Regions from separate parts of the Homo sapiens genome. Here region 2 is linked to region 1. A link is an interaction called in ENCODE POLR2A ChIA-PET data of the cell type or tissue named here. Cell type or tissue: OCI-LY7. All regions are shown on one strand. Links, peaks and the distances in the headings refer to the core of each region. The heading gives the core; the rest is flanking DNA. Region 1 holds the start of LOC124906248 (a long non-coding RNA gene). Region 2 overlaps FOXP1 (forkhead box P1).

What was found. ChIA-PET counts read pairs that join two places held together with the same protein. Peaks named below come from ENCODE experiments on the same cell type or tissue, not always from the same donor. Only the 100,000 strongest peaks of a DNase experiment are listed, where the experiment ranks them.
Region 2: POLR2A ChIA-PET joins it to region 1 with 17 read pairs; 2 of 35 experiments call an interaction of 5 or more read pairs at or near these places.

Annotation. Positions count from the first base shown.
Region 1 is chr3:71,328,904-71,344,574 of GRCh38, reverse strand. All of the region lies in intron 4 of FOXP1 (forkhead box P1), which reads left to right. LOC124906248 (a long non-coding RNA gene) reads right to left here and starts at 6,645. Exons shown (of 4, transcript XR_007095957.1): 1 at 6,556-6,645. In OCI-LY7, for the core only: no CTCF peak of the experiment used is centred there; no DNase peak of the experiment used is centred there.
Region 2 is chr3:71,271,562-71,287,232 of GRCh38, reverse strand. All of the region lies in intron 5 of FOXP1 (forkhead box P1), which reads left to right. Among named protein-coding and RNA genes, the nearest start is that of FOXP1-AS1, 10 kb to the left of the region's middle. In OCI-LY7, for the core only: no CTCF peak of the experiment used is centred there; no DNase peak of the experiment used is centred there.

The sequences.
Region 1 (15,671 bases), core at 3,251-11,250:
GTGAGCCACAGTACCCAGCTTCAAATATGATTCTTATTTGGTCTGATTTTTGGAGAAGAGAAATCCGGGTATTAAAATGGACCAAAGATGTCTACTTTAGCTGTTTGGCTGATTAGTGGACATATTATTTGTCGTTTTAACTGATTCCAAATTATGTCTGTTGATAGAAACAGCAGACACTAGTGTTTCACACTGTTTGTGGGTGGCAAGTTTTGAAAATGCAGCTAATTTGCAAAACGACAGAAGAATAGAAAAAAAGATAGAAAAAAATTCCTTAAGGTTTTCCATTCAACTATTCTCAAAGTATGAACATTTTAGGGTTAGGGGAAACTCTAGCAGAGTTCTTCTTTCCTCATTATAAATTAAATACTCGTATCCCTAAAACGTAGCTGTGAAGGAGGGAAGGTCCTGGAACATTCTTAGTACTGATATGCGTATGCAATGCCACAACCAGAGAGATGGCGGATGTACTCACACAACTGGTTGAGGGCAAGGGCCAACAGGACTGTGGGATAGTGCCCAGATGGGAAGGCCTTGGTTGCGCCTGGAACTGTTTCTATATGTAGTTCTTTGCTGCATGTACAAAAAAATATATCCAAACAGAGATCTATTTAAGACCAATGAAAAAACCCGGCTCTTAAAGAGTCCTGCTTTCCTTAGTGTTGACACCAGTAGGTTTGGAAACTGTGACAGGGTAGATCCAGGCTTGCATTTAATCTGTTTGATTCAGAAAATCTAATTGAACGCCAGGCGTGATGGGCTCAATGCCTGTAATCCCAGCACATTGGGAGGCCAAGGCGGGCAGATCACTTAAGGTCAGGAGTTCGAGAGCAGTCTAGGCTTTGTGAAATCGCATCTCTACAAAAATTAGTCAGGTGTGGTGGTACACACCTGTAGTCTCAGAGGCAGGAGAATTGCTTGAACCCAGGAGGCTGAGGTTGCAGTGAGCCGAGATCACTCCACTGTACTCCAGCCTGGGTGACAAAGTGAGACTACATCTCAAAAAAAAAAAAAAAAAAATCTAATTGAGATTTAAAAACTCATAGTAGGGGGAAAAAAAGAACTTATCTTCCCCGCCCCGTAACCCAACAAAAAAGGACACAAAGCCATTTAAAGTGTAAGATTATTCTTAGATATTGGTGTAAGATCCAGCTATTTTATTTAGTTCAGTCCTTTCTCTCCTAGAGGCCTCAAAGGGCATCGTCAGTAGCACCTGAGTCATTTGACTGTTGGAAACACTAAGTTAAAGAAAAAAAAATCAATGTATGCACATAAGAAGAGGAATTTTGAATTACATTTCCTTTTAGTCCTTAGAGTAGGCTACATTCTGTTGTTTTTCTAGTGTTTTTGTCCTTTGGGATGAAACTATAAATGGTGGCAGATGCCATCTCTATGTTAGTGAGAAGTAGGAAGGACCTCAGGGAAAGTGTCAGAGCAAACTGGAAATCCCAGAAGTTTTGTTTAATAATTATAATCTGGCCATTTGTTCTGTGTGACAGCTACTTTTATAAGCAATATACTAGCACCATCTTACTGAGTTCTTGTAAGTACTATGAAGTAGCTCCTCTTACCACCTTCATGTTACAGGTGAATAAAGTGAGGCTCAGAGAGATTGCCTATTATTAAATTGCCTAGAGTTACAGAAGAAGTAACCCAAACTGAATACAATCTGTCATTTAGTTAACAGTAATATGTCAATGCTAATTTCCTGGTTCTGATACTGTATACAGCTGTACAAGATGTCACCGTTGGGGAAAACTGGATGAAGGGTATATGGGTATTGTACTATTTTTGCAACTTCTTGTGGTCTGTAATTATTTCAAAATTTAAAAAAAGAAAGAGGTAGATTTTAGACTTGGATCAAGGTCTGTTTGCTTTTTTTTTTTTAGACGGAGTCTCTGTCACCCAGGCTGGAGTGCAATGGCGTGATCTCGGCTCACTGCAGCCTCCACCTCCCCGGTTTAAGCAGTTCTCCTGTCTCAGCCTCCTAAGTAGCTGGAACTACAGGAGTCTGCCACCACGACCGGCTAATTTTTGTATTTTTAGTAGAGATGGGGTTTCACCTTGTTGGTCAGGCTGGTCTCGAACTCCTGATCAGGCTGTTCTCGAACTCCTGACCTCAGGTGATCCACCTGCCTCGATCTCTCAAAGTGCTGGGATTACAGGTGTGAGCCACTATGTGCGGCCTGTTTGCTTTTATAATCCAGATTTTTCACTGCTTTGCCTTCTTAGATCATTTGACTAGGAATAATATGGTCTCTGTTCCACTATCTTTATAGGGTTTGAGTTTTCAGGTCTCTCAGACCACATCACATGGTTTCCTATAAGTCCCTTGTGATTTCAGGAATAAAGATTCATCCTTGATTTATGAAATGATTTGTAAAATAGATTGTAATTAATTCCTGATGTGTACATGGAACCTCATGTGGACATCTAGAAAAGAGAATGGCAGTAGTAACCCAAAGATTTAGTAGCTTGCAGCATGTAAATCTGATAAGCGGCAAAAAAGTTAAATTCATAAGACTAGTTATGTAGCAGAAAAAAACATAAGATTCAAATTCAGAAGCCTGTGTTTTAAAGCTGTATTTTTGGCTAACTTGTTATGTGATCTCAGTTTCCTCACTTAGGAAATCATTGAGAAGCGACTCATGCATGTTCTACCACAAGCTTCCATGGATAAATAACTTTGAAACATTCCAGATAATACAACTTCAAACCTTTGTCTTTACTGAGTGAAAATGATTGCTGTAGAAGTCGTTCAGTCTTACGACTGGAGAGTCAAGCTCTAGGATATGTTGGTGGATCTGTTAACCAGTTGATTAAATCCTAGTAATATTTTATTTCAAATCTTTCTTCTTTGTTTTTCTTTTTCTTTTGAGACGGAGTCTCACTCTGTTGCCCAGGCTGGAGTGCAGTGGCACAATCTTAGCTCACAGCAACCTCCGCCTACTGGGTTCAAGTGATTCTCCTGCTTCAGCCTCCCGAGTAGCTGGGATTACAGGCTGGTCGAACTCCTGACCTCAGGTGATCCACCCGCCTCTGCCTCCCAAAGTGCTAGGATTACAGGCATTAGCCACCACGCCTTGCCTCTTCTTTTTAAATATAGGTATTTACAGCTATAAATTTCCCTCTGAGTACTGCTTTATCTGTACCTCATAAGTTTTAGTATGTCTTCATTTTCATTCATCTCAAAGTATTTTCTAATCTCCTTTAATTCGTTGGTTATATAGGAGTGTATAGTTTAATCTCCACTTGTTTATGGATTTCCCACATTTTTTTGTTACTGATTTCTAATTTCATTTCTTTGTAATTGGATAACATACTTTTAAATTTACTGAGCCATGTTTTATGGTTCAGAATATGGTATATCCTGGAGAGTGTCCTTGAGAAGAGTGTATATTCTGTTGTCATTAGGTGGAAGTTGCTATGGATGGATGTCTGGTTGGTTGGTTCCTAGGCCTGGTTGGTTCCTAGTGTTGTTCATGCCTTCTATTTCCTTGCTGATCTTCTGCCTCATTCTGTCCAGGATTGGTAGGTGGAGTATTGAAGTCTCCAGCTATTATTCTGGAGTTGTCTATTTCTCCTGTCAGCTCTGTCAGTTTTGCTTCATATATTTTGGGGTTCTGTTTTTAGGTGAAGATTTTCTCAAAGCAAGCAAAAGAAAACTCTTCTTATGTTACCCACTCTCAGAACTTCATTCAGCTTTAGTGTTTAAGAATTAAAACACTCTCTGAAAAAGTTTAGTTTTATAGTGGCTCCCTGACATTGATGGAGACATTTAGGCCATATTTACACAGGTAAAGAGAGATGAGGGATTGGTGGCTTTATTTAATCAATATATTAATTTTTTTTATTGTGGGCAGCTGGTAGGGTCCAATTGAGGCCAAACCAACATTAACTTCAGTAGCAGATGACTGGGAGCTTTGATTTACCCAGATCATTGTTTCGTCTCCACTATTCACTTACTCTGTGTAGACATGGACTAACTCAATACAAACATGTTCCATGGGAAAAAATATGCTTTTTATTTTTTTTAAGAAATAAGAATAAAATGCAATTTTCTTGTTGCTAAATCTCTGACTCTACAGCCCTTTCTGTGTGGAGGCCACGTGGCAAACTCCAGGTGCATCTGTCATACAGAAATTGCTTTTCCCCCCAAAATACAGAAATGTGAAATAAACCAATTTGGGCACAAGTAGTGTATGCTAGATTTACTTAGTATCTGTCAAACATCTCCATACACTCAATGTATTAGGACAAATCAAAGAGTTATAACTGTCTAGTTTCTGCACAAATACATATATAGTTTCTACTTAGACACTGATGCTACTGATTGATTATTTTTGCTAACAGTGCTATGGCCAAACACTTAATTTGTTCCTTTTCAGCAGTATTGTAAATTTGTTCTAGACATATGTCAGTGGGAAAATAGGGGGGCAGGGGGTTATCTACGCAAGCACCCATGCACACACACAGGTACATACACATATGCATCAAAAGATACTTCCTCACTTAAAGATGTTTAAAAGGGTATTTACTTTGACATGAAATAATTCTTCAGCCTTTTTATTATTGTTAAACATCTTTTGGTGTTTATGAGCAATAAAATAGTTTAGCCACGACTGTATATTCACTATGAATGAAACATGGTTTTTCAGAAGAGATTTTACATGTATGTTAAAGCCATTTTCTTTTCTTGTCATTTATGTGAATGGTCCATAGATTGGATTGCTAGTGGAAGAAGCCATGTGATTCTGTATCTTAACTTTCTCTCAGAGAGGAATTATCGTCTTTGTCATTTTGTTTCAATGTGCTACCTCCCTACCTGCTGGGTTTCCCAACAGCCGTCAGCTAACTATTCTTGTACCATACTGCTACCAGCATTCCTGGTTCACAAATATGAAGTAAACAGAAAATCTTGCTAATTTGAGCCCAGTAGGAACCTTAACGCTGTAATGAGGGACTAATTTTGAAAGCAGAGAGACATCTCTTACAAAATTAGAGCCCAATTTTTTAATGATCTTAAATAACTAATTGAGAGTAAGAATGGTATTTAAGAAAGAGTGAGACACTGATACGCTGAAGAGTTACAACAAGGAGAGGAGACTCCTCCAGGAGCCCTAGTAATTATACAGTCTTCCTTCGTTGCCACCAATGCTAATCTGAGTGTGGGAATGATAATGTACCTTAGAGGACAGGTTTGTGGTTGAAATGCTCTTGATAGATTTTGACAAATTAAACAGTGGTAAAGATGTTTGGAAGTTATCCAGGTCCTTACCATTATTTATGTCAGTGAACTAGAAATCAGTGGTTAATTTGCAGTTCTTATAATTTTTATGATACTTGTGTTGTTGTAAATTTAGCCGTGTGCGGCATCAACTCAGCAGGATACATTTTATGTTGTCAGCTACCTTTTGACATCATAATAGATTTCATTTGCCAAATCTTTCTCGATAGAATAAAATGTAAAAGAGAGCTGAAGAGAATATTTGGATCATATCCAGACACTAGTAAACATATGATGGACTTTCTGAGATCAGAAGGCTCAGATATGGAATAGGGGGAGAAATTAGACCCTGTTAGTGGTTTTCTTTTTCTTCTTTTTCCCCTTAAACCATCCTAGTGTTCTTTGCTAGATAGGCATCTTTTATCTTGACTCAAAGCTAGTGTGTTTCTTAGCGTGTGGTACCTTGCACAATTACCAAAGTATAATTTAGTTACTGCTTTTCCACACCTTTTAACCATTAATGCACCTTTGTTAGTGTCTTCTTTATTGCACTGGATCGCAAGTTCTGTAGTCCTATTTTTTTTCTCATTATGTTTTTATATCCATTATATTATTTTAAAGAAAAATATTGGCCAGGCATAGTGTCTCATGCCTGTAATCCCAGCACTTTGGGAGGCCGAGGCGGGTTCAGGAGTTCGAGACCATCCTGGCTTAATAGGGTGAAACCCCGCCTCTACGAAAAATACAAAAAAATTAGCTGGGCATGGTGGCGGGCCCCTGTAGTCCCAGCTACTTGGGAGGCTGGGGCAGGAGAATGGCATGGACCTGGGAGATGGAGCTTGCAGTGAGCCGAGATTGCCTGGGTGACAGAGTGAGACTCCGTCTCAAAGAAAAAATTTATACTCTCCTGGGATAATTAAAGACTCGGGTTGGAAAGGCATTTTGTAGTTAAGATGTTTTGTTTCTCCATCCTTTTTCTTTAGGTTATTCAAATCCGTCCCTCATAATTATCCACTTTCTATAACACTGACCCTTGTCCTGCTAATAACCGAAGAGGATTAGTGGACACCCCTGCCTTTGTACCTATTTGTTCTCTGAGATTCTTTGTTTTGACCTCTAAGTAATTTCTTTTTAGGCCCTCTGCTCTTTATGTAACACATGTTTTTGCAGATCTCACTTTGATCTGTGTGAACATATAGCCTCCCATTTCTCTTATGTCATTTATCCTGCTTAGAAACATTTTATGAGAGCATAAGCCATGCTTTCATTTTTTCCTTTCGTACACCTCTTTCGAATCTCTTCAGAGGAAATTCCTCCTTAATACTTACTATGAGCTCAGCAGCAGTACAGAGGTATGATGACTGTGACCTAAGGATGTCCAGCCCTGTGAAACGAGCGCTTCCTCGTCCTCCTTGTGTATAACGGAGGTACATATCTTGAGTCCCTTGTTTGGAGTGTCTGTCTGGCATGGATGCTGCTGCTCCACTCTGCCATAGCCTTCTCTGTTCCCAATGTCTAATAAATGTTTAATGATAATTGAAATGATTAGTTATCAATCCATAATGGAGAAGAGCTTATTAACCTTTTCTGATCACAGCTACATTATCCTTGAGATGAAAGTTTTTGCTACCATGTACCAGCAACTGGAAGTCAGATCCATTGGACTGATTGGGGTCCCTGCTGTGTCATGGCATAAAATGGTTTCATATCATTGATCAATCTTCTGGAAGGTATATGCCCTTTGTTATTACTTCAAAGAATAGCCAATATTTCTATATTTGAGATAATATATGTATAGCTATGTAATGTATTTGGGGGCCTGCACTTTCAATATTTTTATAAAGTAGAACAGTTATAGAAAACTACCCACCCACTCCCAACTATACACATGCTCGCGCACAGATCAGTTCTGAACCAGATGTCCTATTTCCATACTGTATAAAAGGTAGCCATTGTCTACTGAGCACTGCAGATGTGGCTAGTATAACTGAGGGACTAAATTTTACCTAATTTTAAATTTCCGTTTTAATAGCCATATGTGGCTACTGTATTAAGTTGCATTCATATATATGTATTTGTATATATTTACATAAAAATTGTTTTAAGGCAGGGAACCTTGCCACCCAAATCAAGAAATTGAACTTAGCCACCTTGAAGTTTCTCCTGTGTCCTGTTCCACTCACAGCCCTTTCCAAAAACAACTCATGTTTTTACTTTTATCATAATCATTTCCATTTGTTAATTATTTGATCACCTACATGTGCATCCTTAGACACCACAGTTTAATATTGTCCACTTTTTAAATGTTTGATATGTCTTTTAAGTTTCTTAATCTGAAGATTTCCTGTCTATGCCTTTCTTTTCTTTGTACTTTACCACCTTTCAGAGATCCCTGGCCCCCTGAGCTGTAGGGTTCCCCAGAGCCTGGAAGTTGCTGATTGCATCCTCAGTTCAACATGTCCCTCTGCCTTCTCTATCTCCTGCACATTGGCAAGCTGGATCCAGAGGCTCATGTTTGATCCCTTCAGCACAACTCTAGGTGGTGTTGTGTTCTTTCATTTGTGAGGGATATAATATCTTATTGTCTTCCTTTTTGTGATATTGACGGTCATTAATCCTTACTGCCTAGATCCATTAATTCACTGGGAGATGCAACACGGTGATATTCTAATTCTACTTACTAGCTGGGATGCTTTTGTAATTTTATTCTTCATCTACTCTTTAGTTACCCAGTGGTACTGTTCATTTAGGTAATACAGGATAAATGTCGAATTCTTTCCCTCTATTTACTAAGTTTCAAAATAATGAGTTGACTCGCTCTCCTTTTCTGAAAGTAACCATTAAATTTTCATGTTTTTATCGAACACATGGACACAGGGAGGGGAACCTCACACACTGGGGCCTATCGGGGGGTGGAGGGCAAGGGGAGGGAGAGCATTAGGACAAATACCTAATGCATGTGGGGCTTAAAATCTAGATGTCTGGTTGATAGGTGCAGCAAACCACCATGGCACACGTATACCTGTGTAACCTGCACATTCTGCACATGTATCCCAGAACTTACAGTAAAATAAAAATAAAATAAACTAAAAATTTTTTATGTTTTTATAAACTATAAATTTAAACATGTTAGTAGATTTCAATTTATTGCATTTTTTAAACTTTTATTGAAGATCAAATTGTCTGTCTTTCATGAGTGTAACTTCTTTGCATTCGCTCCTCTGTCCTTCTGATATGACCCTACGGTCTTTCATAGCTTCTTTGCTCCCTGCTATGACAGAATGTTTCAGACTCACCTTGTACCTTTTTTTTTTTTTTTTTTTTTTTTTTTTTTTTTGAGATGGAGTTTCGCTGTTATTGCCCAGGCTGGAGTGCAATGGCACGATCTTGGTCCACTGCAACCTCCGCCTCCGCCTCCACCCCCGCCTGAGTCTCCTACCTTAGCCTCCTGAGTAGCTGGAATTACAGGTGCACGCCAACAAGTCCAGCTAATTTTTGTATTATTTGTAGAGACGGGGTTTCACCACGTTGGCCAAGCTGGTCTCAAACTCCTGAACTCAGGTGATCCACCTGCCTCGGCCTCCCAAAGTGCTAAGATTATAAGCGTGAGCCACCACGCCTGGCCACCTTGTACATTTCTTACCTGAGAATTGAAATCAACCATTTATCTAGAAACCCATTTCTTTTAGTGGGAATTTGTGTTTCAAGACAATTATCTTAGCGCTAACAGTGCTCCTTGTTGTGAGTGTGTCCAGGCCTCATGAGTTCATCCTGATATTTCCATTTCATAATCAGGATTACAGGGCTTTTATTTAACCTCCTATTTATTACATCTTTATCTCCTTTCTTCCATGCTGACAGTTTTGGTTCTCGAGAACAAAGGGGATGGTAGCATTAGAATATCCCATAATTGCCCATCTGCTTATTTCTCTACCTTACACACAACAGTCTTAGAATAACAATACTAAATACTTCCACTACCAGTTATGATTAGCAAGAAGAGTAAACATTTTATTACATATGCTATCCCTAGTCTAACTCCATTATTATGTTTTTTTTTTTGAAGACAGGATATTGCTGTGTTGCCCAGGCTGGAGCGCCGTGGCACGATTATAGCTCACTGTAATTTCGAACTCCTGGGCTCAAGTGATCCTCCCACCTCAGCCTCTGTTGTAGCTGGGACTACAGGTATGTGCCACCATGCCTGGCTAATGATTTTTAATTTTTAATTTAATTTAATTTAATTTTTTTGTAGAGGTGGGGTCTCACTAGGTTTCCCAGGCTGATCTTGAACTCCTGGCCCCAAGTGATCCTCCCACCTTGGCTGCCCAAAGTGCTAGGATTACAAGTGTGAGCCACTCACTCTTTGCATTATTTTTTGATAGTTGTATTAGATTTGCATTTTCAGGACATTTAGCCATTTATATGATACTCTCCCCCTTTTAACTCTAACCCTATTGTACTTTTTAGTAATACAGGTATGTTCAGTGCTCAGTACCAGTTCTTCAGTCCTTATGTCAATGTCTGTAGTCATTTTGTCTAAACTTCATTTCTGTTAGATTTTTTGGAAAAGGCTCATGGGTACTGTATTCCCTGAATTCTTGAATTTTCGTAACAGTTTGCTGTGTTCTTTATACTTAAACCACAATCTTTACTGAATTAAAAATGTTGCCTCACATTTTTTCTTTGCATATCTTAAATATGTTACTCCTTTTTCTTCTGGCATAATAAGTCTTAAGTCCAGTAATTTTATTAGATTATATCTTAGTGTCGGTCATTTGGAGCAAATATGCTTCAGTGTCCAGGGTCCTTTTGCAATATGTAGTTTCAGAATATTTTTTTAATTTCAGGAATGTTTCTTTGAATTATAGTTTTAGGTATTTGGACAATTTTCTTCCTTTGCTTTCCTCTCCAGGGATTCCTACTTTTTTTTCTTTCTTCTTTTAGTTTTGAGCTTTGTCACCCAGGCTGGAGTACAGTAGCATGATCTTGGCTCGCTGCAACCTGTGCCTCCCAGGTTCAAACGATTCTCATGCCTCAGCCTCCTGAGTAGCTGGGACTACAGGCATGTGCCACCACGCCTGGCTAATTTTTGTCTTTTTAGTAGAGACAGAATTTCGCCATGTTGACCAGGCTGGTCTTGAACTCCTGGGCTCAAGCAGTCCTCCCACCTTGGCCTCACAAAGTGGTGGGATAACAGGCGTGAGCCACCACACCTGACCCAGGGATTCCTATTTTCTATATGTTGGATCTCCTTTACCTGTCTTCAGTATTCGATACTTTCCCTTAAATCCTTCTCTCTCTCTTAATTTCTGTTTGATTTTGTTTTTCATTTTAACCTTCTAGTTTTTTTTAAAGCGTTATTTGTTGTATCTATTTGCTATCTGTCCCTCTAGTGTATTTTCTTATTTCTAGAATGATTTTTCTTTTTTTCAAGTTTATTCTTTCTTCCCCCATTTCTCAGCCAGTCGAATTCTTATTTATGTAATTCTTTTTTGTTTATTTTCTTTTGTTTTGTTTTTTTAAGATAGGGTCTCACTCTGTCATTCAGGCTGAAGTGCAGTGGTGCCATTTCAGCTCACTGCAACCTGTGCCCCCAGGCTCAAGCGATCCTCCCACCTCAGCCTCCTAAATAGCTGGGATCACAGGCACGCACCACCACACCCAGCTATTTCTTTGTATTTTTTTGTGGGGACAGCGTCTCGCCATCTTGCCCTGGCTGGCTTCAAACTCGTGAGTGCAAGTGATCCTCCCACCTCGGCCTCCCAAAGTGCTGGGATTACAGGTGTGAGCCACTGTACGTGGCTTGATTTATGTAATTCTTTCAGGCCGTATATCTTATTCTTAATGTCTTTTAGCTCATTTTGAAGTAATAGGTTACAGACAAGTAATGACATGTCTGATAAATGCTTTCATTTTGTGTAAGATGTTATTCTGTTCCTTTTTTTTTATCACTTTGTATAGAATTTTACCTCAAAATTTTTATATTGCTCATTTTTACGTGAAAGTGATTTTTCTGAACTTTTAGCAGGGTGGCTGTATTAAGAGAGATCTTCTAATTCCTTAGAGCTCTCTCTCTTTTGGGTTACTTTCTACTACTTGGCTACTGGCATGCTTTCTAAAATATCTTTACTGTATTCTTCTCTACTTTGGGGAGGCCTTTCTCTTATCTTTCCTCTTGGTTTTCTCTGTCCTTTTTGATTTTGATTCTGTTGCCAGGAGTTTTTCCTCAGTGTGGAGTCCTATGCTAGAATGGAGACCTCACAGCCCAGTTTTGAGAGTTCATAAGCACTAGACTCCTCCCAGCTCTGCAGACTTTTCTTAATACGGGCCCTTTGCTCTGACCCTTTGTTGGAACGGGAAATACCCCACAGCCCTAAGTTCAGCTGCTATTTTAAACTTGGCTCACCATACTGTCCATTTAGTACTTATTGGCAATACTGGGGTTCTTTTTCTCAGTTCTTTCCGTTGCTGCATTGCCGCCCTCTGCTTCTTCCCACCTAGGTGCTACTATTCTGTAGGACTTGAGGCTAGTCTTAGCTTTTCCACATCTGTTGTATTACAGTGTTCAAAGTGACACTGGTCACTTGATTTTATTTTTTACTTTTTTGAGATAGAGTCTTGCCCTGTTGCCCAGGCTGGAGTGCAGTGGCATGATCTCAGCACACTGCAACCTCCACCTCCCAGGTTCAAGTGATTCCCCTGCCTCAGCCTCCCGAGTAGCTGTGATTAATTACAGGCACGTGCCACCATGCCTGGCCAATTTTTATATTTTTAGTCAAGACAGAGTTTCACTATTTTGGCCAGGCTAGTCTCAAACTCCTGACCTCAAGTGATCCACCCACCTCAGCCTCCTAAAGTGCTGGTGTGTCCGGAATTGGTGGGTTCTTGGTCTCACTGACTTCAAGAATGAAGCCGCGGACCCTCGCTGTGAGTGTTACAGTTCTTCAAGGCGGCATGTCCGGAGTTTCTTCTTTCTGATGTTCGGATGTGTTTGGAGTTTCTTCCTTCTGGTGGGTTCGTGGTCTCGCTGGCTCAGGCGTGAAGCTGCAGACCTTCGCGGTGAGCGTTACAGCTCTTAAGGCGGCGCGTCTGGAGTTGTTCATTCCTCCCGGTGGGTTCGTAGTCTCGCTGGCTTCAGGAGTGAAGCTGCGGTGAGTGTTACAGCTCATAAAGGCAGTGTGGACCCAAAGAGTGAGCAATAGCAAGATTTATTGCAAACAGCGAAAGAACAAAGCTTCCACAGTATGGAAGGGGACCCAAGCGGGTTGCCACTGCTGGCTCGGGCAGCCTGCTTTTTATTTCTCTATGTGGCCCCACCCACATCCTGCTGATTGGTCCATTTTACAAAGAGCCAGTTGGTCTGTTTTACAGAGAGCTGATTGGTCCATGTTGACAGGGTGCTGATTGGTGCATTTACAATCCCTGAACTAGACACAAAAGTTCTCCACCTCCCCACTAGATTAGCTAGATACAGAGTGTTGATTGGTGTATTTACAAACCCTGAGCTAGACACAGGGTGCTGATTGGTGTGTTGACAAACCTTGAGGTAGACACAGAGTACTGATTGGCGTATTTACAATCCCTTAGCTAGACATAAAGGTTCTCCAAGTCTCCACCAGATTAACTAGATGCAGAGTGCCGATTGGTCCAGTCACAAACCCTGAGCTAGACACAGGGTGCTGATTGGTGTATTTACAAACCTTGAGCTAGATACAGAGTGCTGATTGGTGTATTTACAATCCCTTAGCTAGACGTGAAGATTCTCCAAGTCCCCACTAGACTCAGGAGCCCAGTTGGCTTCACCCAGTGGATCCCGCACCGGGGCCGCAGGTGGAGCTGCGTGCCAGTCCCGCGCCGTGCGCCCGCACTCCTCAGCCCTTGGGCGGTCGATGGGACTGGGTGCCGTGGAGCAGGGAGCGGCGCTTGTCGGGGAGGCTTGGGCTGCGCAGGAGCCCATGGCGGGGGGTGGGGAGGGGGGAGGCTCAGGCATGGAAGGCTGCAGGTCCTAAGCCCTGCCCCGCGGGGAGGCAGCTAAGGCCCAGGGAGAAATTGAGCACAGCAGCTGCTGGCCCAGGTGCTAAGCCCCTCACTGCCCCAGGCTTGCGGGCCAGCTGGCCACTCCAAGTGCGGGGCCGCCGAGCCCACTCACCCCAGAACTCGCGCTGGCCCACAAGCACCCTGCGCAGCCCCAGTTCCCGCCCACACCTCTCTCTCCACACCTCCCCACAAGCTGAGGGAGCCGTCTCCGGCCTTGGCTAGCCCAGAAAGGGCCTCCCACAGTGCAGCGGCGGGCTGAAGGGCCCCTCAAGCGCGGCCAGAGTGGGCACCAAGGCCGAGGAGGCACCCAGAGCAAGCGAGGGCTGCGAGGGCTGCCAGCACGCTGTCACCTCTCACTGGGATTACAGGTGGGAGCCACTGTGCCTGGCCTGATTTTCTTATATGTTTGTTTGCTTGTGGATTTTTGGTTTTGCTCTCTAGTTGCTCTGTATGTTTTTATGTGGGGACTCAGCAAGATTCAAAAACTGTGCTTCTGCAAACTCTGCCTCTCTCTTTTGTAATATAAGTTCTACCTGAGGCTTTATCAAGCACATTTTTCCATGTCACTAAATGTTGCCACATAACCTTATTTTTAATGGCTGCATAATATTCCACTACTGCATGAATGTAACATAATTTATTAAGGCAATCTACTATTATTGGGCACTCATGTCTTAATTGCACTTAATGCAAATTTCTTTTAGTTATAAATTTGTCCACAGATTCTTTACCAGTTTTTCTCCCTTCTGTAGGTTTTGTGGATTAAAGTAAGCACAGCAAAAATAGGGCTGTTTGCTGAACCGCTGACTTCCACTTCTTTATTTTTGTTCATTCCTATGGTCAATATCGATGCATTTCAAACTCAAATGTGTGGACTGTCATCTTCTCAAAGGATGTTTTTTTCTGACATGACGCTTTAATTATATGAAAAGTTTTATAAAAACATAGAAGTGACTTACAATATTTTATATGTAATGAATTGTTTATATTGATAAGATTAAAATCACAAGAAAGTAGAAATGCTCTTAAAAATGTGGGATCATTGTGCCTTAGAGTTAAGAAAACCTTTGCCCAATGAAGAAAAAGTAGAAAGCAAAGGAGAATGTTAAAGTACATATCACACAGCATTTTATGCTGGTTTTATGTCAGCCTGAGAAGTGATATTGTGTGCTTCAGCTTTGAAGCATAGCAGGAGGAAGAGTTATACATGTTATTACATGTATAAGTTCATGTTTTTTCTTTTCTTTTCTTTCTGCTTTTCTTTTGAAACAGGTTCTCCCTGTGTTGCCTAGGCTAGTCTCAAACTCCTAGGCTCAAGAGATCTTCCCACCCTGCAGCCTTCTGAGTAGCTGGGATTACAGGCACAAGCCACTATGTCTGGCATGTTATTTTCTTTGAAAGGATTGTGTCTTGTCAAATGAACACTCGCATGTTAATAAAAATCATCTTATTCTGATATCAAATATTAACATTGTTCTTGATTGTAGATACTGTTTTGGAACATGTATGCTGCGAATTCTTCCAGCGGTAATGTTATCAAAATTACACCTAGACATTTCCCTGTAACTCTTCTCAGTGCTGTACTATAGAAAGTATTAGGCCTCAAACCATGATCAAATTCTGATAGTTGTTCTTCTCATCTCACCCACCTGCAAATGTGTTTATTGCTGGCTGTTTTCTCCCAGTGCTTTAGGGGAAGATCCTGTCTTTTTTTTTTTTTTTCAACATTTTGCTCTCTGATGCCCTGGGACAACCCTGTGTTGTGAGATTTAAGAGGTCTAGACTTTGTGGCCGGGCGCGGTGGCTTATGCCTGTAATCCCAGCACTTTGGGAGGCTGAGACGGGTGATCACGAGGTAGGAGATCAAGACCATCCTAGCTAACACAGTGAAACCCCGTCTCTACTAAAAATACAAAAAAATTAGCCAGCCTGGTGGCGGGTGCCTGTAGTCCCAGCTACTCGGAAGGCTGAGGCAGGAGAATGGTGTGAACCCAGGAGGCGGAGCTTGCAGTGAGCAGAGATCACGACACTGCACTCCAGCCTGTGCGACAGAGGGAGACTCCCTCTCAAAAAAAAGAAAAAGAAAAAAAAAGAGGTCTAGACTTTGTGAAAGGCTATCTCAGTGGGTGACGGGATCATTCATTCCACCTATGTCAGCCATTGCACCCAAGCAGCTTGATCAGGTCACAGTCCAGCTGGATCAAAGGGCACCAGGCGTGAGCTCAGGGCTGGGCAACCAAGCCAGTCACAGGTGGAGGATATTGAGGACCAACTGAGCCAATTTGGCCATTCTGAAACTGTCAGTTTTTTTTTTTTTGTTTTTTTTTTTTTTTAGCGAGATGGAGTTTCGCTCTTGTTGCCCGGGCTGGAGTGCAATGGCACGATCTCGGCTCACCACAACCTT
Region 2 (15,671 bases), core at 4,023-12,022, 58 kb after region 1:
CCCAAAGTTCCGAAGTTCACACCTGTAATCCCACCTTGCCTGGCTATTTCTTATATATGGCATATTTAAAAACATTTGTCTATATATACTTTTACTGTATGTACTCTTTTTGTTTCCTGCTTTTATCATTAAACGATCTTAAGTGTTTTCCCAAGTTATTACTTAATATATCTACATCTTATTTTTAAAGCTACGTTCATTACTACCACTGTTGTGTTTTCTATACCTGCAACTGGTGGGTCTTTAGATTCCTTCCAGTTATTTGTGATTGTAACTACGTCTGTGTTGGACATCTCGAGATAACTCAGTCTCTTGAGTGAGTTTCATAAAAGATGTTGTGATTTTAGATAATCACCTAGTTTCTCCCTCTACTTTTAAATAATATTCAAATGAATTCCAGGCACATAAAATCATTGCTTGGCTCTGCGTACATGTGTTTTCTGTGATAGCATGAGGTAGAGTTTGTATCAACTTTGATGACAACATTTCTAGACATTAAGTTGGTAGGCAGTTTTTTGTTTTGTTTTGTTTTGTTTCTGATTTGAATTCTCCCTCGATATTTTCCCACTTCCCCAACTTGATTTGCAGCTTGTTAGATAAGGAACTTTGTATCTTTCAAAGGAGAGCCATTTATACTTTCATTGTTTAATTTATCCCAAATATCAGTCATTCTCTTGTCCCAGCACATGCCATTAATATAAATTTGTTTATAGTTGCAAATTTTGCTTTGGTTGGGTTTCATTCAGATTAACTCTGTAAAATTAAAAAAGTTACAGCTTTTAGAGTATGAAATTTAAGTTCTCTTCTTTGCTATACCTCAGTGATATAGTTACTAATTGATTAAGCAATAAGTAGTTACTGAGTTTCTATGAGGCTCCCTGTGTTTAAAATTGAGCTGTGTGCTGGCGGGCGGGGCGGGGGTGGCGGGGGACACTCTACATGGTGGTAGATATCCCATCTAATTCTAAAATCCCCAAATGGCCAATCAATGAAGTACAGTCATGTGCCACACAAGGATGTTTTGGTCAACGATGGTTTGCATATATGACTGTGGTCCCATAAAATTATAATGGAGCATACCTGATACATAGCACTTGGTATTGTCATTGCAGATAAAGTAGGAGAAGTGACTGACATTAGGTAACAGTGCTGGGACATACGGTTTTCCATATGAAAATATATAAGTAAAAATATACATACTATCTGGGTTTAAGTACACTCTTATGTTGGCACAGTAGCAAAATCGCCTAACAACACGTTTCTCAGAACCTATCCCTATTGTGAAGTGATACATGACTTTATTCTTAGGTTTATAGATTCAGAGAGGACCAAGGAATGTCAGACTTCTGTAGCCCATTCCTTATATTTACTGAAGATGAAACTGTGATACAGAAAAGGAAATGACAGACCCCAGGCCACTGTGTAATTGTAGATTTCTGTGTTGGTAGTGACTCCCAGCCTCTTCCACTACATCAGTTCCTTCCTTTTGTGATATAATACCAAAGATAAGTGGAAATATTAAAATTTGACTGTTAAAAAGTTGACTGTTGAAAAAATGGACCAACTGAAAACCAAGGTGTATTATTTTTATGTACATGACCCTTTCTCGGATTTAATTTCTAATATTCTCTTCTCTAAGCTATGTTAAGGGAATTTACAAGTGTTTCAAAATATTAAATAGGAAAAGCATCATCTGAAAATGTTTATCTCAGAAAGTGCCCACTTTTCACCCTTCTTCTCTTTACTCTCTTCCTTTTTCTTCCTCGTTCCCTCTCCCTCTGTGTCTCTCCTCCCTCTAAAGCCTGATTTTTTAAAAAACAAGGCTGTTTGATGAAGATATGTATAAAGTTAGAATTATCCTGCTGGTTGACAACTACTGTGCATTTTTTGAATAGTTGAGTTTTGTATAGCATGAGAATTTAGTTGACTACACTATCCTTATGCGACTGATTCATACAAATGACTGCCTCCTATGTGACGTGTTTTGCCAAGGGCTGGGGTATATAAGAGGATAATGATGTGTGTTTCTTACTATTTTTGAGGCATAAGCTAATTGATTCGAACTGCGTGTTTTCTGAGGTCTTGTTCTACCTGGCTTTGGAGTGGGGTTAATGTTCTTTATTTCCCTTCTGTGGGATAAAATACCTACCAATGTAAAATTGTCATCAGGAAGGGTCATATAATTTCATTAACTAAGTTCTCATTATAATATTCTATGTATGTTACATACATAGAATAGAAAGTTCTTATGAAGTTAATTTTTTCTGATTATAAATATAAAACCATCTCATTATGGGGAATTTGCAATTATAGAAAAGTAGACAAATGCAAAAATAAAAGTAATTTAGACTCCTGACCCTGATGATAACATATATTTCCTTCTACTCTTTTTTTAATGGAATGTACATATAGTTGACAAAGTTGTAGCCATACAGTATATGGTATTTGTGTATCCATTTTTTTTTTTAATTTAGTATTTCATGATGAGCATTTTCCTGTGTCATGAAGTGTTCTTAAAGACATCTGGAATGGTTGTATACCACATCATCCTTTCGGATACAATAAAATTTAAAGAACTATTCTTAATGTTGGGTATTGACACCATGTCCAGTTTTCCTGTAATAACGTTGCAGTTGGCATATTTGTGCACAAATATTTGTCTTTTCTTTTTTTGAAACAGGGTCTCCTCCATTACCCAGGCTGGATTGTAGTGATGATTATAGCTCACTACAGCCTTGATCTCTCAGGCTCAAGTGATCCTTCCACATCAGCTCCCGAGTAGCTTAGACTTCAGTTGCACACACCATGTCCAGCTAATTTTTATATTTTTTGTAGAGACGGGTTTCTGCCATGTTGCCCAGGCTGGTCTCGAACTCTTGGGCTCAAGTGATCTGCCCGTCTTGGCCTCGCAAAGTGCTGGGATTACAGGCGTGAACCACTGTGCCTGGCATATTTGTCTATTAATTTGCTTTTCTTTAGATGTATTCTAGAGGGGGGAAAATCAGTAGAAGAACAGTTATGTAATTCTTACAAGTTCTCCATGTGTCTTGCCATCTTGCTTTTTCTCATCCTATCAGTACTGGATGAGAATGTTTATTTCACTGAACTTTGCCAAAGAGTTTCAACATTTTTTTGTTTAATCATAGGAGAAAAAGGTTTATCTTATTTTTAAAAATTTTTATTTAATTCTTTCATTACAAATGAAGTCCCAGAAGTTGTATTTGTTTCTTTAGGCTGTTCTTAATTGTTCATTGGAACAGGCAGGGTTTGAAGGAGTGGGGATACTGGGAAAGCCAGGGTGATGAGAAAATAGGAAAGGGGTCTTGTCATTGGGAGGCCACTATACCAGTGGCCCTTGTACCAGGACTAATATGGTACTTTGAAGCTTTAAATTCATTTCTTTATTCACCAGATAATTATTGAGTGCTTACTGGTTCTGGACAAGTAAGCATTCAATAATTTTAGGCATCCCAGGATACATCAGTGAACAAACAAACATAAAAAAACCAAAAGGCTCTTTTGCAAATTGGGTGGATCAATCTCAGTGTTGTATAGGGAGGAGAAACAACAAATCACTGAGCAATGCACTTAGCACAGTAAGAGTAAGCAGTTGCTGCTATTCTTACAACTTCTGCTATTGCTCTGTTATCCTCAGCAGCTAAAATAAAAAAGGGTTGTCATCCAGATCCCTTCAGGAGTCTCCCTGTCACATGGAGGACACACCGTCATGTAGGTCCTGTCCTCTCCAGCCCAAGAAGCTTCTCCCCATTTCTCTTTCAGCTCCTTACTCAATGAGCCAGCATCCTCTGGCCCCATGGTTCCAGAAGCTTTGCAGTAGTGTCCATTTAAGCTCTAAGACCCTTGGAACAGGCCTATGGACTTGAGGGAGCACCTGCCATTTGTATCAGTTTAGAAGGGTGCTGCTGGGGGTTGGGGGTGGGGCTCCGGAGTACACTGGGGGCACTGGGAATTACAGCCCCTCTCTGGGTGTTTGCTCTGTGAGTCCGTAAACCCAAGCAGCTCATTCTTATTCATTCCTGAATGAAGGAATTAGAAAGGAAGGGAAATTGAAAGGAAAGTGCACTTCCTCTCCCTCTCTCAGCCCTTTCTGGGATTTCCCTGCACTCAGCACCAGTGGAAGGCAGATGGGTACCCATGGCCTGGACCATGCTCTGCTTTTTCTCTGTTCTTCCCATTCCTGAGAGTGCACTTAGAAACTGGACTGTTGTTGTGCACTTGTCTGATTCCTGCTACCACCCTTTCAAAACAGGACCAATTTTGTAATGGGAAATTGACTATCTCAGGTGCCGACATGATGAAGGTATAGCTTGTTGTTTGGTACTAGCATGTCTCCAGGCGGGAATGGACTTGGAGTATGCCTTGGCTGAGTTTGGATGCCAGTTTTTGGGCATGGCCTGAATACTTTCAGTTAATTGTCCCCATCTGTGAAACGGGTAGAATGAAAGGACCTGCCTTATAGGAATGCTGTGAAGATGATACAAAGAATAGCGTAGGTTGGGAGTTCAGGTTTCCATCTTGGGTTGGGGGCCTGGTCTTGCTACTTGTTAGCTTTCTGATCTTGAGGAAGTAACCAGATTTCTTGAAGCCTTTTTTTTTCCTGCAAAAATAGATACTAAACTAGTACCTCCCCTGTGAAGTAGTTGAGGATTAACTAAATTCTTTTCAGGTAAAAAGTGCTTAGAGCAATGTTTTATACACAGCAAATGCTCAGTAAATGTCGGCTCCACAACACCAGTAATTTTTATGATTGGCACAGTACATGGAATGTAGTAAGTTCTCAAGGAGGTTAATAATCTTTATTATTAATTAAAAATTCAAGATATGGAAAGTATTTTTAAATATCTTTAATAAATATATATATATTAAGGAGAGCCTAATAGGAATAGAAATGAAACAGGCATCCTGGTACTGTCTTTTGGCCCAAAATAGAAAAAATTAAGATCCTAAGTAAAAAGAAATGATTTTTGAATTTTTATGGATAACACTGTATTTGAAATATTCTCTCTCTTCTGCTCATTTCTTACGTGCCACCAGAGAGTAAGGTGTGGTACCACTTAGAGGGATCTTCTCGGCTTATCTTCACTTAGCTTTGTTACAGCTTAGATTTTTTTTTTTCACTCTGTCACCGAGGCTGGAGTGCAGTGGCACAATCTCAGCTCACTGCACCCTCCGCCTCCTGGGTTCAAGCGAGTCTTCCCCTCTCAGCCTCTTGAGTAGCTGGGATTACAGGTGCCCACCACCACACTTGGTTAATTTTTTTTTTTTTTTTGTATTTTTAGTAGAGACAGAGGTTTGCCATGTTGGCCAGGCCGGTCTTGAACTCCTGAACTCAAGTGACATGCCTTGGCCTCCCAAAGTGTTGAGATTACAGGCATAAGCCACTGTGCCCAGCCTCAGCTTAGATTTGAGGGATGATAATGTAAAAGGCCAAGCCATTGCCATCCAGATGTTCCTGAGTTCAGAAGGAGAGACCTGGGCTCACGAGCTTTTCAGAACTTAAACCATGGACTGAAGTACTGTGAACAGGTTTTCCAGGGCTGTTTGTGAGGTTCATTGGCTCTAACATGATGTTATTTTAGAACTTACAAGTAGAGACTGCATTAAAAGAGCATTAGGCTCTTGACAGGCCTGAGAGCACTTTGCGTTGAGCAATGTGGGCAGAAACCATGTCGGTCAGGTATTCACCATGTCCTAGGCTAGATGGGAGGATGTGTGTGTTCTACAGGGCAGGGAGCCAGAATCCCTGTCTGTTTGGAAGAACATGAAGCGGGTGCTTTCTCACCACTCAGATGTGTTTTGAGATAGCAGAGGGTTGGCTGTTTGTGGGTACAGTTGGCAGGAATGACCTTGACCCCATTATTATCTGAAGGAGAAAGAGAGAGTGAGTGTGTGCACGCGCACATGGTTGGTGATAGCGACCCTTTCTCGGAAAACTCCAGAATCTGTCCTTTTCTTTTTCTTTTTTTTTTTAAAATTTTTATCTTGAGATGGGGTCTGACTGTTGTCCAGGCTGGAGTACAGTGACATGATCATAGCTCACTGCAGCCTTGAACTCCCTGGGCTCAGGTGATCCTCTCACCTCAGCCTCCTGAGTAGCTAGGACTACAGGCATGCACCACGACGCCTGGCTACTTTTTCTTCTTCTTCTTCTTTTTTTTTTTTTTTTTTTTTTGTAGAGAAGGGGCTTTGCCATGTTGCCCAGGCTGGTAGGATCTGTCCTTTTTAACAAGGAATTAGAAAGGGCTGCTTCGTATATCTTCATGACACCTAACAAGCTGTTTTCTCTCTTTGTTCCTTCAGAAATGCATGCAGTTTAATTTTTCTTTACCTATACAGGATAACTCTTATCATAACAAACAAACAGTAAGGAAAACATAAATACGAAAGCAAACATTACCATAAATTCACCCCCAGGATCACAACTTGGACCATTTTGGAGACCATCCTTCTAAACATTTGTCTCTGCTCACTGATTATGGAATAGACCTGGGCCGTCCAATATGGTAGCCAGTTACCATAGGCAGCTCTTGAGAAGATGAAATGTGGGTAACCTGAATTATTTTGAAAACAAAAAAAAAAGATATTGTAGGCTGGGCATGGTGGCTCACACCTGTAATCCCAGCACTTTGGGAGGCCGAGGCAGGTGGATCACTTGAGGTCAGGAGTTTGAGACGAGCCTGTCCAACATGGTGAAACCCTGTCTCTACTAAAAATAGAAAAAAAATTAGCCGAGCATGGTGGTGGGCACCTGTAATCCCAGCTATTCAAGAAGCTGAGGCAGGAGAATCGCTTGAACCAGGGAGGCGGAGGTTGCAGTGAGCTGAGATCGCACCACTGCACTCCAGCCTAGGGGACAAAGCAAGACTCTGTCTCAAAAAATAAAAAAAAAAGATATTGTAAAATACCGGATAATTTTGGGTGTTGATTATAGGTTAAAATGATGATAATGTTTTAAATATATTGAATTAGAACATACTATTAAAATTGATTCATTCACTTCATTTTAGTTATTAAAAAGTACCCATTAGAACAATTTAAATTACATTTGTGGCTTGCATTCTATTTTTTTTTTTTTTTTTTTTTTTGTTTGAGACAGAGTCTCACTCTGTTGCGCAGGCTGGAGTGCAGTGGTGCAGTCTCAGCTCGCTGCAACCTCTGACTTCCGGGTTCACGCCATTCTCCTGCCTCAGCCTCCCGAGTAGCTGGGACTACAGGCGCCCATCACCACGCCCGGCTAATTTTTTATATTTTTAGTAGAGACAGGGTTTCACTGTGTTAGCCAGGATAGTCTCGATCTCCTGACCTCGTGATCCGCCTGCCTCGGCCTCGCAAAGTGCTGGGATTACAGGTATGAGCCACCGCGCCTGGCCTGCATTCTATTTTTATTGGGCAGTTTGGTATAGACACATAACAGTTTTCTCTTGCCAGGAGTATGCTACATTTTTCCTACTTTTTAAACATTTAAAAATGTTACCCATATCTCTCTGTAACAATTGATATATAGCAACATTATTATTACTTTATAGCTATGTATAAATATATCGCAGTTTATCTAACCATTTCTACTTGGTTGGATACACGAGATTGTATACAAAAAGCTTGTATATGCATAGTTGCAAGCCTGTCTATTTCCTAAGGACAGTTTCTCAGCATCAGCTTATTTTTGTTTGGGGCTGACTAGTTTTTTCTTGTGGGAGACTGTGCTGTGATTTGTGGGATATTTTGCAGCGTCCCTGGTCTGTACCTGCTAGATGCCTATAACTCTGCTCCCCACTCACCACCCCTGCCCCATGCATGACAGGGAAAAAGTATCCGTAGACATCGCCAAGTGTCTCATGGAGGAAAAAATTGCCCTAGTTGAGAAGCACTAATTTAGGGCAAATTACCAGATTGGGACATGCTGGGTGAAAAGCTATGTGTATTTAAATTTGATAAACATGTATTGATTTATATTGAAATTTTATGTATGTATTCCCCAACTCTTTTCTGGAACAATGGTATCAATTCCTATTTCTTTCTTTTTTTTTTTTTTTTTTTTTGAGATGGAGTTTCACTCTTGTCACCCAGGCTGGAGTGCAACGGCGTGATCCTCCCAGTTTCAAGCAATTCTCCTGACTCTATCTCCCAAATAGCTGGGATTACAGGTGCCTGCCACCACACCCAGCTAATTTTTGTATTTTTAGTAGAAGACACAGTTTCGCCATGTTGGCCAGGCTGGTCTCGAACTCCTGACCTCAGGTGATCCACCCGCCTCGGCCTCCCAAAGTGCTGGGATTACAGGCCTGAGCCACCATGCCCGGCCCCAATTCCTGTTTCTATCAAGAGTAACAAAGATCCTCATTAAAGGCCTCTAAGAGATTCATGAAGGCGCGGCTGGGTATTATTTAATTGGTATTTTACTTGTTAGGAATTGTTTGTTTGTTTGTTTTCGAGATGGAGTCTCGCTCTGTCGCCCAGGCTGGAGTACAGTGGCATGATCTCTGCTTACTGCAAGCTCCGCCTCCCATGTTCAAGTGGATTCTCCTGCTTCAGCCTCCTGCATAGCTGTGATTACAGGTGCATACCACCATACCTGGCTAATGTTTGTGTTTGTAGTAGAGATGGGGTTTCACCATGTTTGTCAGGCTGGTCTTGAACTCCTGACCTTGTGATCTGCCTGCCTCAGCATCCCAAAGTGCTGGGATTACAGGTGTGAGCCACCGTGCCCGGTCAGAAATTTGTTTAATCAAATTGCTGCTTTCCTGAGACCGGCCGTTTTAAGCACCAGGATGGAGGCAAGCTGGGTTTTCTTCTGGGAAGCCAGCTTGGCAGTGAGATACCATAGACCACCTTTTGTAGCCTACTGTCCAGTGCTTCTGTGCTCATAAAGGAGGGAAAGATGGAGAACATCAGAGAAGACAACTCTCTTACTCCTTTTTAATTTATCTAAGACTTTTCTGACTGTAAAAAACAGGAATAATATCAAAAGCTATTGATGACAGTAGCTAATTATTGAACGTTTGCTGTGTGTCAGGCCCTGCTTAATGCCTTTATGTATAACTTCATTGAAACTTCAGAAAAATCTGGTTTCTCTGGGTTACGTAGGGGCTACTGTTTCCCGCAGGCACAGAGAGGGGGCCAGCCATTCACCCAGCATGCCCAGGTCACATCCTTCCTGTGTGTGTTATGGCCAGGACTTGAAGTAGGCAATCCAAGTGACCACACTCTTCATTTTCTCATGCTTTGATCACATATTTGGGCTTTTCCTGCGTGCCAGCCACAGCATTCTTTGCTGAGTTTATATTAGTGAGCCAATGAAGACAAAACTGGGCCCTCAGAGAGCTGTGATCCTGCCACCTTACCCCACTTTAGGCAACAGAGTGAGACCTCAACCCTAAAAAAATTTAATTAATTAATTAATTAAATAAATACTCCAACACCATTTTTTTTTTTAACTAGGGAAAATACCTCTATGAAGGTAAACAGTTTAGTTGAGATGAAAAGGAGTCAGACATGTAAGGATTAGGGAAAGATCAATTCAATGTCGAAGCAGCAACTAATGTCCAGTCCTCCAGGTGGGAGTGAACTTGGCATGCTTGAAGCAAAGAAATAAGGCCTGCATGGCTGGAATATAATATGCAGGGAGGAGTTAGAGGCTGCAGTCATCAGACTGATGCATGTGGCAAGAGGCTATTGTAGAGCATGCTGTCATTTGGACTGTGGTGTCGATAGTGGACAGGCAAGGAACAGGAAGTCTTTAAAACTGTCCAGCGATGCATGAATGGATAAAGAAATTGTGCTGTATATATGCAATGGAATAATATTCAGCACTAAAAAAGAATGAAATCTTGTCATTTGTGGCAACATAGATGGAACTGGAGGACATTGTTAAGTGAAATAAGCCAGGAAGAGAAAGTTAAACACCGCATGTTCTCACTCATATGTGGAAGTTAAAAAAAAAAAAAAAAAAAGTTCAGCCAGGTGCGGTGGCTCATGCCTGTAATCCCAGCACTTTGGAAGGCTGAGTCGGGCAGATCACGAGGTCAGGAGATCGAGATGATCCTGGCTAACATGGTGAAACCCCATCTCTACTAAAAATACAAAAAATTAGCTGGGCGTGGTGGCGGGCGCCTGTATTCCTAGCTACTCGGGAGGCTGAGGCAGGAGAATGGCGTGAATCCGGGAGGGGAAGCTTGCAGTGAGCCGAGATGGCACCACTGCACTCCAGCCTGGGCGACAGAGTGAGACTCCGTCTCTAAAAAAAAAAAAAAAAAAAAGTTGATCTACTTAAAAAGTAGAACAGAGGATACTAGAGCCTGGGAAGTGTAGGGGGAACGGAGAGATTTGTTAAAGGATACAACATTATAGCTAGGTAGGAGGAATAAATTCTGTTGTTCTGTACCACTGTAGGCTGACTGTATAGTTAACAGCAATACATAATTAGTCTCAAACACCTAGAAGGAGGATACTGAACATTCCTAACACCCCGAAATGATTCATTTTGAGATGACAGATGTGCCCATCGCTCTTACGTGGTCACTGTGCATTATGTGTACTGAAACACTGTATCTATGCATCACCATGCATATATACAGTTATTGTTTGTTAATTAAAAAATAAAATTTTAAAAAGGATATACTTAGGGGTTAAAATTAGGCAGCAGTCACTGATGGATAGAGTAAGGGATGTGAGAGTGAGGGAATGGTTAATGATGCCACCTAGATTTCTGATGTGACCATGTCTGATGGAGATATTGGCTGAGTGAGTAGCGTGTTGAGAGAGCCCTAATGTGGAGTTGGAAGATAATGAAACTGGATTAGACACATCCTAGATTTTTCAGGGAAGAACCGTTTCCATTTTTTTTCTCTCTTGTAACCAGAAATGCCAGAAATTCCTATATTATAGGACCAAAACTGAGCTCACAGACTACCTTTTGAACCTTGTACTCAGAACGACTTAGGCTTCTAAGTCCTGATTCTTCGTCCAGAAAACATCATTACTGAAGACCATGCAGAGAAAGTAACCCTATAGCTTAGAAAAGGGAGAACATGAGAAAGCAGCCAAGTGTCACTACTCCATACTTTCTCACAAGTCTGCAGAAATTGCTTGGAAAAATAAATGTGCATTTCATAATGCAGAAACCTGATTTCTTTTTAATCATTGGCTTTTTGGGTGTTTGCTGATTTTTTTCAGGCTTGTTAATTTGTGCTGTGTCTACCCGTCATTTGTGCAAATTAGCGTGGCTTAACTATAAATGAAAATGTCAAAGTTATTACATTATTTAAAATTGAAGAATAATTAGACTGGAGGAAAACAGGCTAAAAGAATGCTGCAGGATATGTTAAAGGTAGGAAAGGACGGGGAAACACAACAAAACAAAACAAAACAAAAAAACGAAGAAGGGATAAGCATGAGAGGATGGGGAACCACTCCCGTAACCTCCAGGGACACGGGCATGTGATTACTACATTGTGTAACTCTAATAATACGGCGCATGCCCAGAAGCCTCACATACACCACTAAGTATAGGTTCAAATGATTTTCTTCCAGGCCTTTAAAAAAGGTGGTGGGGGAATATTTTACAAGGTTGTTTGCATTCTGCAGTAGAATTGTGCCTCGGTATGTTTTGTTCTCAGCGTCCATCAAAGACACCTGCTTGTCTGAACCTATCAGAAAACTGCCAAAACAAAACAAATTAAGAAAAGTAAAAGGGAAGCCCAGGTGTAGGGTGCATGAGGTGGGAATGGGGATTAATTCTTCCAGCTCTTAGGGTTGTTGACTCTGTTAGATCACAAATGCAGTAAGGAAAAGCGACTGTTACTTCTAGGGACTTATACCCACCCAGGTGATAAAAGGCCTGTGTTCATGGTTATAACTTGTAACATTATCTGTGGGGGCAATAGCAAATAAATTCCATAAATGTCTGTCAGGAGGGAATTGCTAAATTATGGTCCATCCCCAGGATGAGGGACACCCAGGGACATCACTACAGAGCTGTTAAAAAAGAACGTACACCTGTAGGTACTGGTACAGAAATATCTCCAATATATATTAAGTGACCAAGTGGGTAAATAGAATAGTATTTGGATGAAGTGGGAGAAAAAGAAATATACATACAAAATACTTATGTGATTGTATTGTGTACAGAATATTTTTGGAATAGAGAGACAAGAAACTGGCAACAATGGATGCCTTTGGGAAGGGAAACTGGTAGTTGCCAGGGGCTGTGGAATTTATTCTTGCTTACCTCTTTGGTGCTGTTTAATTATGTGTATATGAGTATAATATGCATTTAAACGTAGCTCTAGAATGGCAAAGAGCAAAGTGTTACTACCTAAAGGGGCAACAAGCCCTGCTACAATTGATCAGATACTGAATTTTGATAATCTCTCTTTTAAATCCTTGCTTTTAACAACAGTGAAAATCAGTAAGATTGCTGATTGATTTTAGAAACCCAGTGATAAGAAACTGTTGATTTTGCCCAGATCTACCCAGCCTTTACTTCCAGCTTCTGACTCCTGACTTTCGATTCCGTATGGCTTGTCTCCTGTAATGCTAAATTATTATCTCCACCTCCGTGGATCACTGTGTTATCGAAAATACTTTTTTAGTTGCATGCCATATAAGACTTAGCCCACACTGGCTCAAGCAAAAAGAGACTTTATTTGATAATATAACTGAATAGGTCAGGTGTAGCCCTGGCTAGACAACCCCATCTTTGCATTTCTCCCCTCTGCTCTCTTCTGAATTTACCCCATTTCTAATAGGACCCCTTTCCTGGTGGTGACGAGCTCCAGCAACTCCATCCTTGTCACCTTGCTGCTCCAAGGGGTGCAGAGAAGGTCTGAGCCTCTTGTCCTGACTCTTCAGGGGTAGCCTTGGGTCATGTGCTTCTAAGGACCATATTTCTTCTTAATGTCCTTAGTTAAGGTGGCCAATCTTGAGGGTTGCCTTTCATTTATCTGTATCTTCTGTTTCCTGTTTGCAACATAGTTAAAATGGATAAATCCCTGAGCTCCTATAGGCCTGGGAACACTAAGATGAATAAAACATGTCTGCAGATCTCAGGAAACTCACAGCATGGTAGACAAGGCACTGGTGCTAGTATGGAAGTCCTTTTTGATGTGAAATATTCGACCCAAGGAATTGGAAGGGAGGGCTCCTTCATTTCTACTTGGGAAAATTAGTGGAAGACTCCTGAGGGAGGCTACCCTGCAGTGAAGGCTCCTGGGAGGAGTAGGACTTCTTCAGTAGACATGTTAGAGGATTGGGTGAAGCCATTCCAGTCTGAGAAGAGCATGAGCAGACAATTTGAATTATCATTAAGTTGTATTTATCTAGCCTCACAATGGCCTTTGCACTGCCCTCTTCTCATTTTGTAGCCACCATCCACGACCAGACCTTTCAAGGAAATCACTCAGTGCTCAGAATAGTAGAGCATTTGATTCCTTCACCATGCATTTGGCATGAAGTCATTTATTACTTTGTATTGTTATTTATTTCTCTCCCTCCCCCCAGTTTCTTTTTTTGCTCATTGTCTGGGCTGCACAGTTAGTGCCCTATTATCAAGCAGTCATCCCCCCATTAGCAAAGGGTTGTGTTCCAAGGACAGACTTTGTCATCAGAAACTTTGTTCTCGGATACTGAAATAATGGAGGCGGCGTAGGACTGCATTCAAGGAAGACTGAAGGGGGATGGGCATGTTTGAAAATACCAGCCAACTTTTGTGCTAGAAAACACAACACTGGAGTCTTGAACCTGCCAAGGCAAGGGGATTAGAGGAGAGAAGGAAGCAGTTGAGTTAGGGTTGTGGTAGCAAGGAGGAAGGGTGAGGGCCTGAGCATGTATTGGAGGTGGGAGTCCAATTCGGTTACAGTGGTGTAAGCATCAGATGACACTGCTTCACATAAGCCAGACATGTTTGAAGGAGGACAGGGCCGGATGCAAATTATCATTTGATTGTTAGTTAGACTTGTTCCTTCCCAGTGCCTCATTGCCAGTATTTCTTGGAAATTGAACTTGAATTCACACAGAACTGATTCCTCACACAAACCTGAATCTGGTCACTCTTAAGTGGACCCCATGGGACGCACAAGGACCAGAAGGAAGAAGGATGTGCACCTTACTGCCTCTGCTCGTTGTACAAGAGAGGGGATTGAACAGCAGAGAGGGAGCCAGATGGATGCGCACACACGAGTGTGAGGCCTCCCCTTAGTCCTAATTCATGTATAGTGAGAAGTTAGGAGGCTCTACTGGGGGAGGGAGAGAGCAATTTCCCTTCTCCAGATGCTGCACCTTCCAAACCATGGAAGACCATGGCCTTGAGATGGTTGCCTCCAGGTCCAGAAATAAGCTAGACCTGAGCTTTCCCCTAGCAGTTCGGGAAGAGATGTCACCCTTGAAAAGGTATCTGCAGCAATCCTGGAAAGACTTTCCAGTCAAAAAAATGACCAAAGTCAGGTGACCCTAATAAGGGGCAGAGCTCTTTCTCCCAGTTAGTTAGGAACAGTGGACAATATGAGTGTCTTTTCTTTGGTGTAACGCTTGACTGCAGCCCAGTGACATTAAAGGGTTGCTAGTCAATGAGAATAAAGGACTGAGAAATGAATTTCTAGTTTTGAAGGAAAACAAGGGACTAGAGACCTGTGTGAGAAGACCAGGGGATCAGATACCCGGGGTGGGGGGCTGGGGGGTAAATGTGGGACACAGGCATGGAAGCTTCTAGGTCTTCTCTATTACTGAGGCCATCTTCTGTTACTTGTCCTCCTGAAATCCCCCACCCCTAGTATATTGCAAGACCCATGGGAGCAATATGGTAAGGGCCATACTGGTTTTGCTCACCACTGTTGGGTATAATTCTACACGGAGCCTCAGGAGGACATCGAAGTTGACCCACCCGGGATGCCGAGGACACTGCTGAGAGAAAATTGTGCATATTATTTCTCGTTTTCATTGCTGAATTTCCCTAGTAATCTATTTATCAAACTTTGACTCTTCCTTCTCCTATAATTGGTGATTCTTTTGCACAAAAGAACCCCATTATTCCATGTGTATAGAATGTTGACAGATATAATACTGCCTTGTTCGGTGGTTGTTTTTTGGGTGTATGCCTTATCTTCAAGTCACTCTAAAATCCCAGTGGGTAGAGAACCTGTCTATTAAGACTCTTTTGATTCCTGATTTAGAATGTATAATAGGTGCTTTATAATTGATTATGTCCCCAGTGAGACTCTTAAGCTTTTTTGAGTACAAGAACAATGCCTTATATGTATTCATCGCCCCTGCCAATATTTTACACATAGTAGGTCTTGTCCTAGAGGCAGAACCAATTTGGACAGCAGTTTTAACAATTCAGACACCCTGTAACATGTTGCTTCTGTAACAATCCATGGCTTTGGACTTAAGCCCAGTGAAAGCACATTAGTGGTTATGAGTTTCTCCCTGTAAGGTTTTTCCTCTTTGTCTCCTTTCTATTTTTTGGTACGTGAGCAGCCTCTGTCTCTCTGTAGGGAAGCAACAGACAGCTTCAGTGAGTACAAATGTTATATTCACATGTGGAACATAGCCCCAGAGATAATCATATGTACCAGTGATCCGTCAGTAGATGCTATTACCCGTGTGGTTCTTTTATCAAAGGAATTAAGTTCTCTTGATGTGTTAATAAACAGTAC